2 separate regions of the Homo sapiens genome follow, and region 2 is linked to region 1. Evidence: chromatin contacts called from ENCODE Hi-C or POLR2A ChIA-PET data. All regions are on one chromosome and are shown on one strand. Each heading gives the region's core, a stretch centred on a gene start or an enhancer-like site at or near the end of the contact. The rest is flanking DNA. Distances are from core to core; before and after follow the strand shown. Region 1 overlaps ATP6V1G1 (ATPase H+ transporting V1 subunit G1). Region 2 has its middle 53 kb from the start of TEX48.

What was found. A loop is a pair of places that touch in the nucleus more often than their neighbours do. ChIA-PET counts read pairs that join two places held with the same protein, here RNA polymerase II (POLR2A). Pooled maps may share reads with other maps.
Region 2: a loop to region 1 is called in a pooled map, with 2.8 times the contacts of the local background. The contact joins two enhancer-like sites. A Hi-C loop is called at or near these places in 3 of 50 pooled maps. POLR2A ChIA-PET finds 5 or more read pairs at or near these places in 4 of 52 experiments (B cell, HepG2, activated CD4-positive, alpha-beta memory T cell and 1 more).

What each region holds. Positions count from the first base shown.
Region 1 is chr9:114,589,820-114,596,920 of GRCh38, forward strand. It overlaps ATP6V1G1 (ATPase H+ transporting V1 subunit G1), which reads left to right. Exons shown (of 3, transcript NM_004888.4): 2 at 2,733-2,833. Among named protein-coding and RNA genes, the nearest start is that of ATP6V1G1, 5.6 kb to the left of the region's middle. Within about 2 kb of position 2,777, at least 13 of the 41 ENCODE cell types and tissues checked have a DNase peak (open chromatin) inside an H3K27ac peak, as active enhancers do.
Region 2 is chr9:114,731,150-114,738,340 of GRCh38, forward strand. No RefSeq gene overlaps it. Among named protein-coding and RNA genes, the nearest start is that of TEX48, 53 kb to the left of the region's middle. Within about 2 kb of position 2,827, at least 2 of the 41 ENCODE cell types and tissues checked have a DNase peak (open chromatin) inside an H3K27ac peak, as active enhancers do.

The DNA.
Region 1 (7,101 bases), core at 1,527-4,026:
GTAGGATTTATGTTTTATACCTTTATCCTGTCAAGCCTGGTGCAGGGTTTTGTATATGTCAGGTAGCTGTGAATTGGTTTTAAAAAGTATTAATTTGGCTGGGCGTGGTGGCTCACGCCTGTAATCCCAGCACTTTGGGAGGCTGAGGTGGGTGGATCACCTGAGATCAAGAGTTTGAGACCAGCCTGGGCAATATGGAGAAACTCCGTGTCTACTAAAAATACAAAAGTTAGCTGGGCGTGGTGGTGTGCGCGTGTAGTCCCAGCTACTTGGGAGGCTGAGACAGGAGAAACGCTTGAACCCAGGAGGCAGAGGTTGCAGTGAGCGGAGATCTGTCCCACAGCACTCCAGCCTTGGGGACAGAGGGAGACGCCGTCTCAAAAAAAAAAAAAAACAAAAAACAAACCAAAGTATTAGTTTATGGCTTACATACTTCTCAGATTTTTTTTTTTTTTTTTGAGACAGAGTCTCACTCTGTCACTCAGGCTAGAGTGCAGTGGCACCATCTTGGCTCACTGCATCCTCCACCTCCAGAGTTCGAGATTTTGTGCCTCAGGCTCCCAAGTAGCTGGGATTACAGGTGCCTACCACCATGCCCATCTCTACTAAAAATACAAAAACATATAAATTAATACATAAATAAAAAAATAAATTTTTGTATTTTTAGTAGAGACAGTGTTTTACTATGTCGGCCGGGTTCTTCTCAAACTCTCGGCCTCCCAAAGTGCTGGGATTACAGATATGAGCGACTGCGCCTTGCCTGTCTCAGAATTGTTAATAGTTAGGAACAGAGAGGTAGTCAGAAGAACTGCAGTTTGAAAATTTGCCTTTCTTGATTTATAATTATGGTTGATTTGCCCAGTTAAGAGTTGGGAAGAGGCAGTATATAAAATGATCCCATCCAGTTTTTTTAATGAAATCATTGAGTTGGACCTTAAATTTTTTTTATTATTTTTTATTTTATTTTATATATTTTGTTTATTTATTTTTTTGAGATGGATTCTCGCTCTGTCGCCCCCAGGCAGGAGGGCAGTGGCGTGATCTCGGCTCACTACAATCTCTGCCTCCCAGGTTCAAGCGATTCTTCTGCCTCAGCCGCCCGAGTAGCTGGGACTACAGGTGCCTGCCACCATGCCCGGCTAGTTTTTGTGTTTTTAGTAGAGACAGGGTTTCACCATAGTGGCCAGGTTGGTCTCGAACTCCTGACCTTGTGATCTGCTCACCTTGGCCTCTCAAAGTGCTGGGATTACAGGCGTGAGCCAGCGCGCCCGGCGTGGACCTTAAAATTTTAAAAAAGTTTGTGTTAATGGCATATTTCATTGGAGTGAAACAAAACACTGGCTCCCATATGTAAGGCCCAAGAAGAACAAGATTTAAGAGAAATACGATTTTCTGTTTAAATATTTTTGATTTTTAGAGGCCCCTGTCAAAATTGAATGTTGAAGATGTTTGCCAAAGGCAGTAAATGGTATTATCCTGAGTTATAAATGCAGGGAGCCATGGGAGTTGGGAGGTGATGTCTTGTGAAATCATGCGGAGCTACTGCATAATGTTCAGGCCATGAGTGTTATTTATAGATTGTTGGTTTCGAAAGTATCTTTAGCTTTGAAATACAGCCCATTATAGCTGATGGGAAGATAGCATGTGAAGGATTGGGGTACAGGTGGCCGAAGCAGACAGTAGTAGGCCAGAAATAATACTGGAGTGAATGTGGACTTGCAGAAATAGTTCTTGGAGTTTTGAGAGAGAGACCTGTTAATTGTTTCAGACTAGCATCAGGGAATGTTGATGTCATGGGGTCATTTCATTACAGGTCCAAAGTTCTGTTCTGAATCAGGATGTGGAAGGTTAAGTTCATTTTCACTCATTCGCGTGGACTCTAGACAGTTGGTATACAATGATGTACAGTGTTGTATAACAAAGCTTAATTTTAGATGCAGGATGTCTTTTGCTCTCAAATAAATAGGTTGATGGTCTAGAACCTCTCTTTTTTTTTTTTTATTGGTGAGCGGAGACTCAAAGCAGAGATTATATGTTGGCTGTCCTTGTGGTCTGTTTTCATGTAGACTCTGACCAAACCTAGAGATTTTTTCCAGCTGTATGTTAAGCCACTCACTTCTAGAAACCAAAATACCTGTGTCTCCTCTTCTCTCAGCCACTTGTGCAGTCTTACTGTCCAGTACTCCTCATTCAGCATTCCTTCTCAGTCACCACTGTCCTTACTTCCTTGTGACAGGGACTGCTTTTAGTTTCCAGTGTTACATTATATAGTTGGTTCATTAGTTACATTATATGTTGCTGTCCCTTGCGAGCTTATTAGCCTTCTTGCTAAGCATCTGAGTAGGGTTGCACCTTTAATCAGCAGCATACTTAAGGTGTTTACTTCTGGAGAAGAGTTCCCTAGATGGTTAATGTTACTCATTTTATGTTGGTTCTTAATAGTTGAGATTGAGAGAATATTCTGACACATTCTACAATTTTTTTCCATCTTTTTAATGGGCTGTAGTTACAGAAGGTATTCATTTTTGTCTTGTCACTTCCTAGTTAAGTACAGCCTATAGGAGGGAGGAACCTGTACTGTTTGTTAGCTCTGAATTCCCTCTTTCCCATGCACATCTCTTCGGACTGTGTCATAATTTATTCTTGGCTTATTGTTATAATATACCATCTTGTCTCTGCTTGCTTTTCTACTTTTAACCACTTCCTGATATAGCTCTCTCCTTTGAAAACAGGAAAGAACCGGAGGCTGAAGCAGGCCAAAGAAGAAGCTCAGGCTGAAATTGAACAGTACCGCCTGCAGAGGGAGAAAGAATTCAAGGCCAAGGAAGCTGCGGTGGGGCACCATTTGTTTTTGTTACTGCTTTAGTTTCTGATCCCCTGTCCCGCCAAGGCTTTCAGAATATCCAGCATAGCTCAGAGATCCTGGTCGAAGTTTGAAAATGTGGTAGCTGTGTGTTTTATTGGCTGCTCAGGCATCTGTCTTTTAGGATGATCAGTTTTTCCATTCATATTGATTTCTAATTTTCATTTATTCACTCATTTAACACGTATCTGTTAAGCAGTTAACATGCGCCAGGTACTGTGCTAGATGCTAGGGATCAGTTGTGACCAGGAATAGACATGGTCCCTTCCCTCATGGAGTGTAGCTTACCATCCAGTGGTCAGGGAGACTCAGTAATACAGTGCAAATCATGCAGAGCTACTACTGAAAAATGCTGTGACGGTCATAAACATAAATCAAATGGAGCCCCACTTTAGTATATTGTATATAGTACAGACATTTACCAGTGATGTAGGCTATACTATGGTGCATACAATAATAGTACAAAAACAGATCACAGAAAGCATAGAGGAGGCAGGGACAATTGTGGAAAGGGGAAAGGATGGATAAGGGCCTCACAGAGAAAAGAAACTATCAGGACTCTTGGGTGCAGGTAACAAAATATAATTAAAACTGATTCTAAATGGGATGTATTGGCCTATATAATTAAAAACCCAAGAGCTTAAATAATATGCTCAGGACTTTCTCTCACCTCTGTGTTTGGCTTTGTATCATTCTCAAGTTCTACACTGTGGCCTCTAGTAGTTCCAGCATACACACTTCCAGGCCCAAGTCCAGTGAGTAAAGGCACATACCTCCCTCCTTGCATTAAGTAGCAAAAATTTTGATCAATTTTTTATTTTTTCTTTTTAAGAGACAGAGTCACACTCTATCATTCAGGCTTTAGTGCAGTGGTGTGATCATAGCTCACGGTGACCTGGAGCTTCTAGGCTTAAGCGATCCTCCCCTGCCCAGCCTTCTGAGTAGCTAGGACTGTAGGCATGATCCATCATGCTCAGCTAATTTTTTTTTTGTTTTTGTAGAGATAGGGTCTTGCTGTGTTGCCTTGGCTGGTCTCGAACTCCTGGCCTCAAGTGATCCTCACATCTCAACCTCCCAAAGTGCTGGATCATCTTTGTTCTTGGCAATTACAGTGCCATTAAAACGTGGCTGGGCATAGTGACTCACACCTGTAATCCCAATACTTTGGGAGGCTGAGGTGGGAGGATTGCTTGAAGCCACAAGTTCAAAACCAGCCTGGGCAATAAACCAAGACCCTGTCTCTACAAAAAAATAAGACAAATACAAATAAAACTTAACATGTTTCTTTGATTCTTGAACTGGGGCTGATAGGTGCTGTAAGTTGTCAGGCTGCTCATAAAACAATGTAGAAATACCCTTGTGTCAGGGCAGCCATCATCTTCATTTTTTTTTTTTTTTTTCTGAGACGGGGAGTTTTGCTCTTGTTGCCCAGGCTGGAGTGCAATGGCATGATCTCGGCTCACTGCAACCTCTGCCTCCCAGGTTCTAGCGATTCTTCCACCTCAACCTCCCGAGTAGCTGAAATTGCAGGCATGCGCCACCACATCCGGCTAAATTTGTATTTTTAGTAGAGATGGGGTTTCTCCTTGTTGGTCAGGCTTGTCTTGAACTCCCGACCGCAGGTGATCTGCCTGCCCCGGCCTCCCAGAGTGCTAGGATGACAGGTGTGAGCCACCGCGCCCAGCGCCCCCCGCCCCTTTTTTTTTTTTTTTCCTGTCCGAGATGTAGTCTTGCTCTGTCACCCAGGCTGGAGCGCAGTGGCGTCATCTCAGTTCACTACGACCTCCACCTCCCAGGTTCAAATGATTCTCCTGCCTCAGCCTCCCAAGTAGCTGAGACTGCAGGTGTGCGCCACCATGCCCGGCTAATTTTTGTATTTTTAGAAGAGACGGGGGTTTCACTGTGTTGGCCAGGCTGGTCTTGAACTCCTGACCTTGTGATCTGCCTACCTTGGCCTCCCAAAATGCTGGGATTACAGGCGTGAGCCACCACGCCTGGCCCATCTTCATATTTTTACATTCTTTTTTCTTTTTCGTGGCACAGGCCTAGGAGGTCCCAATGACATGTGCCCTCATATTCTTACATTCTGTGCTGTAGTTGATTATAGAGATGGTACTGGTATTGCACTGTAAAGCACAAGCTCTGATTCCTTTTTTCTTTCTTTTCTTTTCTTTTTTTCTTTTTTTTTTTTTTTTTGAGACAGTTTCACTCTTGTTGCCCAGGCTGGAGTGCAATGGCGCGATCTTGGCTCACTGCATCCCCCACCTCCCAGGTTCAAGTGATTCTCCTGCCTCAGCCTCCCAAGTAGCTGGGATTACAGGTGCCCACCACCACGCCTGGCAGTTTTTTTTTTTTTTGTCTTTTTAGTAGAGACAGGGTTTCACCATGTTGGCCAGGCTGGTCTTGAACTCCTGACCTCAGGTGATCCACCTGCCTCAGCCTCCCAAAGTGCAGGGATTAGAGGTGTGAGCTACCATGCTCAGCCAAGCTCTGAATCTTTCTAGCAGTGTTCCATTGTAACCTCTTTAGTTTTTGAGACAACTTAGCGGAGCTTGGCGTATGGTTTATATTCAAGAAACAGGTAATGGGGTTCTGAACATAAAAGAATGAGTTAGCAACTGAGCTGTTAATGAAATGCCCCAGGAGATTCCTGTAATATGAACAGTTATAGTATAGTATGAAGAGCCCTAAGGGCACAGTGGCTCATGCCTGTAATGCTAGCATTTTGGGAGGCCAAGGTGGGTGGATCGTTTGAGCCCAGGAGTTCAAGACCTGCCTGGGCAACATGGTGAAACTCTGACTCTACAAAAAAAATACAGAAATTAGCCGGGCATGGTGGTGTATACGTGTAGTTCCAGCTACTTGGGAGGCTCAGGTTGGAGGATGGCTTGAGCCCAGGAGGTGGAGATTGCAGTGAGCCGAGATCGTACCACTGCACTCCAGCCTAGGCAACAGAGTGAGACTCCATCTCTTAAGAGAAAATGGAGTGATAAAGTCAGGCACAGTGGTGCACACCTGTGGTCCCAGCTCTGCAGGAGGATCTCTTGAGCTTGGAGTCTGAGGCCATCCTGGGCAACATAGTGAGATCCCATCTCTTCGGGAAAAAAAAATGGAGTGATAGCCTCCTTATAGGTCGTTGTGAGGAATAGGTAATGGAGAGACTCCTTTGCAAATTAATATATTATGCAAATATGAAGGGATGTTATTAGCATATATATATATGTATATATAGTGAGGCAAGAACAGGTTAGGTGAATAAAAAGGGTCAGACAAAAAAGTTACGTCTTCCAGAACGTTATAGGTTAAGTTCTAATAAAGAAGGCACAGCAGTTAACAAAAAGCTGGCTGTATTGTGAAGATCATAGAAAGTAAAAGAAAATTCATGTCAGTGTGTGTGAAATTGCTAAGAGAAACTGAAGAGGTAAAATGTTTACGCTAAAAATTCAGGTAATAAAAAGGGGCAGGCTGAGGCAGATGGATCATGAGGTCAGGAGATCGAGACCATCCTGGCTAATATGGTGAAACCCTGTCTCTACTAAAAACACAGAAAAAAAAATTAGCCGGGCGTGGTGGCTGGCGCCTGTAGTCCCAGCTACTCAGGAGGCTGAGGCAGGAGAATGGCGTGAACCCGGGAGGCGGAGCTTGCAGTGAACGGAGATCGCGCCACTGCACTCCAGCCTGGACGACAGAGCGAGACTCCAACTCAAAAAAAAAAAAAAAAAAGTGTGGGGGCAGCAATGAGAAATTAGTTTTCCTCTCTCTCAGACCTGCAGTCCTCCTCAGAGCCAGTCACTGTTAACAGGTTTCTTTTTTTATTCTTCTAGAATATTTATATTTGCAAGAATAGATGTGACACACTGGTGAATCCACTGTTGAACTTAAGAACTAAAACACTAACCAATAATGGTGAAACTCCTTGTATATTCCTCCTAAATTGTATCTTCCTTGTGTTTGTTATTCTTGTTTGGAGATGGGGTCTTCTTGCAGTTTTGCTCAGGTAGGGCTCCAAGTCATGATCCTCCTGCTTCAGTCTCTCGAATAGCTGAGACTACAGGCATGCACCACCACGACTGGCTTGTGTTTATTATTATTTAGGAGTTTTTAAAAACCTTGTATCTCCCCACATTTAAAACCACAGGTACAAAAACATACTAACCACATTGATACTGTTGTATATCTTGCTTTTCCCCCTCCTTAAGCTGTATTTTACAGTTCACTGCAATTCCTGAATAGTTCTC
Region 2 (7,191 bases), core at 1,577-4,076, 140 kb after region 1:
ATCCATCCACCTATCCACCCACCTATCCATCCAGCCAGTTATCCATCTAGCCATCCTTCCTTCATGGGATATTTGTTGAGATCCTATCCCTTATCCAGGAACCAGGAAGAATGCAGCAGGCAAGACAGACAAAGTCCTTGCTCTCATGGAGCCTGTGATACAGTGGGCATGGGGAAGGGGAGGCAGACAATAAATAACAAATAAACAAGATGATGTCAGATAGGATTAAATATAATAAAAATAAAATGAAGTGGGGTGTGGTGGCTCATGCCTGTAATCCCAGCACTTTGGAAGGCCAAGGTGGGCAGATTGCTTGAGCCCAGGAGTTTGAGGCCAGCCTGGGCAACATGGAGAAACCCTGTTTCTATAAAAAAAAGTACAAAAAATTAGCCAGGCATGGTAGCATGTTCCTGTAGTCCCAGTTACTTGCTGGGGCTGAGGCGGGAGGATCGCTTGATCCTGGGAGGCAGAGGTTGTAGTGGGCTAAGATCGCGCCACTGCACTCCAGCCTAGGCTACAGAGTGAGACCCTGTTTAAAAAAAAAAAAAGAAAGAAAAAGAAAAAAAATGAAGTGATAGGATTAGGGGAAACCTGTCTATTCTGATTTAAAAAGAAGTACCTTAAGGACCTAAGGATAAAGGCTATAAACTTAATATAGGAAGAAAGTAATCCACAAGGCTACTCTGTGTTCATTCTTCAAAAGTCACATGACAGAGGGTAAAGACTAATAGCCCCAGACACCAGCAATGATGTGTCAATACTCACAAGGCGTGGTTTGAGCTAACATCCATGCCAAGGCCATCAAGACTAGTATATTTCCACTAGTTTGTACAGGAAAATGAAGGAAGGCTTTTTGAGGAGGTGGTGCTTGATATGAGGCCTGGATGGCAAGAAGGAAACCATCATTCAAAGATCTTGGGGGAGATGCCTCCAAGCAGAAGAAATAGCAAGTGTAAAGGCCTTGAGTGGGAAGGAGCTGGCATTTTGAAGGAAGACATGGGGGCAATTTCTCCCTTCCCTCGGCCCCTTGGAAACCACCATTCCACTCTGATTCTAGGAGTTGACTATTTTAGATACCTCATGTAAGTGCAGTCAGGAAACATTTGTCTTTCTTTTTTTAAAGATAACATTGTTGAGATGTAATTGGCATATAAGACCTGCACATACAGATGTGCACAATTTGTTGCGTTCGGGCAAAAGGCACACACCTGTGCTGTCATCACAATCAAGGTCATAGACATATCCAACATCTCCCAATTGGATGGTGTAGATATAAAACAATTTCATTATTATGCAAAATGTTCTTAGACAATGCTGGTCTAATTTGAAATATAAGCAGGCCTATCATTTTCCAGGGAGGGCTTCCTTGGTGACTGTTAGGGGTTGAATTGTGTACTCCAAAATTCATGTTGAAATCCTAACCCCCAGTACTTCAGAATGTAACTATATTTAGAGATTAAAGTCTTTAAAGAGGTAATTAAGATTAAATAAGGTCATTGGGATGGGCTGTAGTCCAATATAATTGTTGTCCTTCTAAGAAGAGGAAATTAGGGTTTAGACTCACATAGACCATGTGAAGACACGGTGAGAAACTGATCATCTGCAAGTCAAGGAGAGAGGCCTTCTGACACCTTGTTCTTGGACTTCCAGTCTCCAAAACTGTCAGAAAATAAATTTCTGTTGTTTAATCCACCCAGTCTGTGGCACTTTGTTACGGCAGCCTGAGCAGCAAAACAGTGATTTTATTCTTTGATCTGCTTATAACACAGGAGAATGCATTGAACTCTTTGGGAATTCAAACCTGTTCAGTCTTGGCCTGTGGAAATATACTAGTCGTAATAGCCTTGGCATGGATGTTAGCTCAAGCCACACCTTCTGAGTATTGATGCATCATCCCTGGTGTCCAGAGCTATTATAATCTTCACCCTCTGTCATGTGACTTTTGAAGAATGAACCCAGAGTAGCCTTTGTGGATTGCTTTATTCCTGTAATTAAGTTTATAGCCTTTAATCTTAGGTCGTTAATGTATTTCTTTTTAAATTAGTAAATAAGTAAGTAATAGACATAAGAAAAAAATTCCATACAGCTCAAGAAAAGCAGGGGAAAATAAATTCTTAAGACAATAACAGTACAGGGTCAGGAGCAAGGAAATCAAATTCCTAGTTCAACATTGAATAGCTTGGATTTTAAAAATGTTATGTAATATTTTTATATATAAGATAATGTTACATAATGATAGTTACATTATCACTGTGACATTATTACATATATTATGGAATTATAGTTTATGTATATGTATGCATGTGCATATCTATATGTGTAGATATATAGTACTGTGGTTCCTCCTTGTCCTCAGTCTTGCTTTTCAAAAGTTCAGTTACCTGCCGGGCACGGTGGCTCACGCCTGTAATCCCAGCACTTTGGGAGGCCTAGGTGGGTGGATCACGAGGTCAGGAGATCGAGACCATCCTGGCTAACACGGTGAAACCCCGTCTCTACTAAAACAAATACAAAAAAAAATTAGCTGTGCGTGGTGGTGGGTGCCAGCTACTCAGGTAGTCCCAGCTACTCGGGAGGCTGAGGCAGGAGAATGGCGTGAACCCGGGAGGCAGAGCTTACAGTGAGCCGAGATCACGCCACTGCGCTCCAGCCTGGGCGACACAGCGAGACTCCGTTTCAAAAAATAAAATAAAATAAAATAAAATAAAAAGTTCAGTTACCTGCAGTCTACTGCAGTCTGAAAATATTGAATGGAAAATTCCAGAAATAAACAATTCCTAAGTTTTAGACCGTGCGTCACCCTGAGTGATGAAAACTTGTGCCATCCTTCTCTGTTCCACCTAGGACATGACTCATCCCACCATATCCACCCTGTATACGCTCCCTGGCCATTAGTCATTTAGTATCTGTTTCAGTTATCTGAAAACCTGTCTTGGTATTACAGTGTGGGTATTCAAGTGACCCTCATTTTCAAAATGCAAGAGTAGCGATGCTGGCATATTGTTATAATTGTTCTATTTCATTATTAGTTGTTAATCTCTGACTGTGCCTAATTTATAAATTAAACATCCTAGGGGTGTATGTCTTGAAAAAGCCATACCATAGTACATATAGGGTTTGGTACTGTCTGTAGTTTCGGGCATCCACTGGGGTTCTTGGAATGTATCCCCTAGGACTACTTTAAATTATGAAGAATCACATTTAAATGGATAAACCTACCGCGCACAGGGAACTTTTCTAATACTATTGAATTGATCTACGTGCTGCTCCTAATCCCATTCCTTCACCCGTCTTTCAGCAGTAAGTACTACCCTGAAATTAAAAAACATCATTTCTTTCTTTTTTTTTTTTTTTTTTTTGAGACAGTTTCGCTCTTGTTGTCCAGGCTGGAGTGCAGTGACGTGATCTTGGCTCACTGCAACCTCCACCTGCTGGGTTCAAGTGATTCTCCTGTCTCAGCCTCCCAAGTAGCTGGGACTAGAGGCGTGCCACCACGCCCGGCTCATTTTTGTATTTTTAGTAGAGACGGGGTTTTGCCATGTTGGCCAGGCTGGTCTCAAACTCCTGACCTCAGGTGATCCGCCCACCTTGGTCCCCCAAAGTGCTGGGATTACAGGTGTGAGCCACCACGCCTGGCCTTCTTTGTTTTTTTTAACAATAGGGCTTCAGTACTTCTCTATGTACCCCCTAAACATGATCTAATTTAGGATCGTTTGTGTTTTAACTTTCTAAAAGTGGTATCACACTTACATGTAGTACTCCAAGAGTTACTTCTTTTCATTCAATATTATGCTTCTAGGATTTATCCATGCTGCTTGGAGCTATAATTTCATTGTCTTCACTGCACAGCGTTGCATTGCATAAATACATAATTTAGGGCCAGGTGCGGTGGCTCACATCTGTAATCTCAGCACTTTGGGAGGCCAAGGGGGGCGGGGTGGATCATGAGGTCAAGAGATTGGGACCATCCTGGCCAACATGGCGAAACCCCGTCTCTACTAAAAATACAAAAATTAGCTGGGTGTGGTGGTATGCACCTGTAGTCTCAGCTATTTGGGAGGCTGAGACAGGAGAATTGCTTGAACCCGGGAGGTGGAGGTTGCAGTAAGCTGAGATCGTGCCACTGCACTCCTGCCTGGGCGACAGAGTGAGACTCTGTCTCGAAAACCAAAACCAAAACCAAAACCATAATTTATTTATTATCTGTTGGTAGATAGTTGGGTTCCTTGCCAAGAATATTGTTTTTGACATTCTTGTGCATGTCTCCTATTGTATATTACAATAGCTTCTCTTAGTTATGTACCTACAATGCTTTTATAATTTAAAAAGTTTGAAGGATATGTACAAATGTAAAATATGCTTGAAAGTAATTCTCTTTTTGAGTAAAATTAAGCAAATAAATATTGTTTTGTTTGAAACAATCTAGTCATAGGACATTCCAGAAACTGATCTTTTATTGTATCATTAGCAGCTCCTGTAGCTTATCTCATTTCTTACGATAAATAAAGGTAGTTCAGAATCTTTAACTCAGTAGCTTTCGTTGAAGTATCTTTAAAAGCTCATATGTGAGATGCTGTAATCTTCCTTTTATTTTCACGCCTATATCCTGATTTCTTGACTAGGTGGTAAACAATGTGAAGGTATGTAATGAAGATATATTGCCTCCATTTACGGGGAAGGAAATTGAGACTCAGCGAAATTGAGTAATTTGCCCAAGTCACAAAACAGAGCTGGGAATCAGTCCAAAACCCATGCATGTCTTGCTACGGGATGCTGTGGGTCACAGATGTTTGTCTCCTTCTCCCCCAGTGTCTGCTCTCACCTCTTGCTACTGGGGTTGGCACATGAGAAAAGGAAGCCTCTGTATTTGGCAGGCTGGTTGTCTACTAATTGCTGTCATTTCTTAAATGCCTGCTATGTGCTTCCCAGACACAGTGCTAAAAACTCTAGCTGAGGCTGAGTTAATCCTCATGACAACAATATGATACTGATGTTATTCTCTACATTTCTCAAGTTTAGGGGAATGAGACCCAGAATGAATAACATTCAAGATCACACAGGTAGAAGAGACAGCAGAGTTGGGTCTCTAATCCAGGTCTGTCTTACTCCCAAGCCTTTATTCTTTCTAAAAATATCATATTGCTTTCAGAAGGAGAAAAAGCCAAATGTGCTTCCAATGTGGTATTACTTCCCATCAGGCTCTGATTAAGTATCTGTGCCTATGTTGCTAGAAGGAGGCAGAGTGACACAAAAATGTTTAGAACGATTATGAAAACTTAATTTAGATGTGCCTCTGGGGGGATACCACCCAGGGCTCAAACCCAAAACAGAACCTTTTGAGTGATTTTTGACTTTTGATACCCGAAGTCCTAGTCCCTGCTGGAATTTAACTAGGATGATAAGGAAGTTGGTCTGCATACACATATGTAATTGATGATCTTCAGAGTGGGGTTGGGTTTAAAAGCATAGACTCTGAAGTTGGGTGGACTTGAGTTCAACCCTGGCTCTTCCACTTATGAGTTGTGCGATCTTGGATAAGTTACTTAACCTCTCTGAGCCTAAGTTTTTCCATCTTTGGAGTGGTAATGATTAACAGTGACATCTTTATAGAGTTTTTGTGATGATTGATTCAACTCATGCAAACCTCATAAAATAATGCTGCTATCAGCTATTGTTAGTATTGAGTGATAATAGTAAAGAGACAGAGCAGTGAATCAGGCTAAGCTTCAGGGATTCGTCAAGAAATGAGAGGAATGGCCAGGTTATTCCACTGTGGGTGATTAAAAATCTGTACATTTGTGTTGCTTTGTGATCTTTGGACAAAGTCCACTAGATCAGTGGTCCCCAACCTTTTTGGCACCAGGGACCGGTTTTGTGGCAGACATTTTTTTCCACTGACAAGGTTGAGGGGATGGTTTCGGGATGAAACTGCTCCACCTGAGATTATCAGGCATTAGATTCTCATAAAGAGTACACAACCTAGATCCCTCTCATGCGCAGTTCATAGTAAGGTTTGTGCTCTAATGCTGCTGCTGATCTGACAGGAGGGGGAGCTCAGGTGGTAATGCTCGCCCAGCTCCTGCTGTGTGACCTGGTTCCTAACAGGCCACAGACAGTACCAGTCCACTGCCTGGAGGCTGGGGACTCCTGCACTAGATTCTCTCAGTAGCCCTGCAAAGCTAGCAGGGCCTACCTGATGGCCCTCTACTATCAACGAGAAAGCTAGGCCATGCAGAGAGTGGGAGGACAAGTGACTCACTCAAGGTTTCTCTTGCTTTTTCTTTCTCTTCCTTCCTTCCTTTCTGCCTTCCCTCCCCTCCTCTCCCTTCCTTCCTCTCCCCTCCCTTTCCCTCCCCTCCCCTCCCCTTCTGCCTCTCCCTCCCCCCTTCCCCTCCCTCCCTCCCTACCTTCCTTCCTTCCTTCCTTCTTTGCTTTCTTTCTTTTCTATCCTTCCTTCCTTTCTTTTCTTTTTTTCAATTGATGAATAATAATTGTATCTGTTTAAGAGGTATAATGTGATGGTTATATATATACATGTCATAAAATATTAAATCAAACTAATTAACATATCCATCACCTCACCTACTTACCACTTTTTCCCCCACCTGCTCTTTCTGGGGACAGAACTCAGGTGGCTTATTTGAATCCTACTTTGGTTGAAGTTTTCCGTGTGTGTGTGTGTGTGTGTGTGTGTGTGTTTATGTGTGTTTAGTTTCCAAAGGGACTTAGAAAATAAAGACTTCCAAAAATCCCATTAAAAAGGACATTTCCTCTCCATTGCAAAGACCCAACATGACCGCTTCTTTCGGCATTTATTAAAATGGCAAATTGGAACTGCTTGAGTGTGGGTTCTTATGGAAATCATGCGTGGGCTGGCAGCTGTGTTGGCATGAGGAGGGTTTGCTTTGAAGCCCTCTGAACTGTTCTAGCTTCATAGATAAACACCTGTGGCAGAGATTGGTCTTTAAAATAAAGGGTCTTTCTCTAACTTGTGTAGAAATCAGGTATTCTGTTGTTCTTTTCTCTTAGAATTATCCAGTTATGCTTACTAGTGTTTTCTTTTTTTTTTTTTTTTTTAAATGGAGACGGAGTCTCACTCACTCTGTCACCCAGGCTGGAGTGCAGTGGTGTGATCTCAGCTCACTGCAACCTCCGCCTTCCAGGTTCAAGCCATTCTTCTGCCTCAGCCTC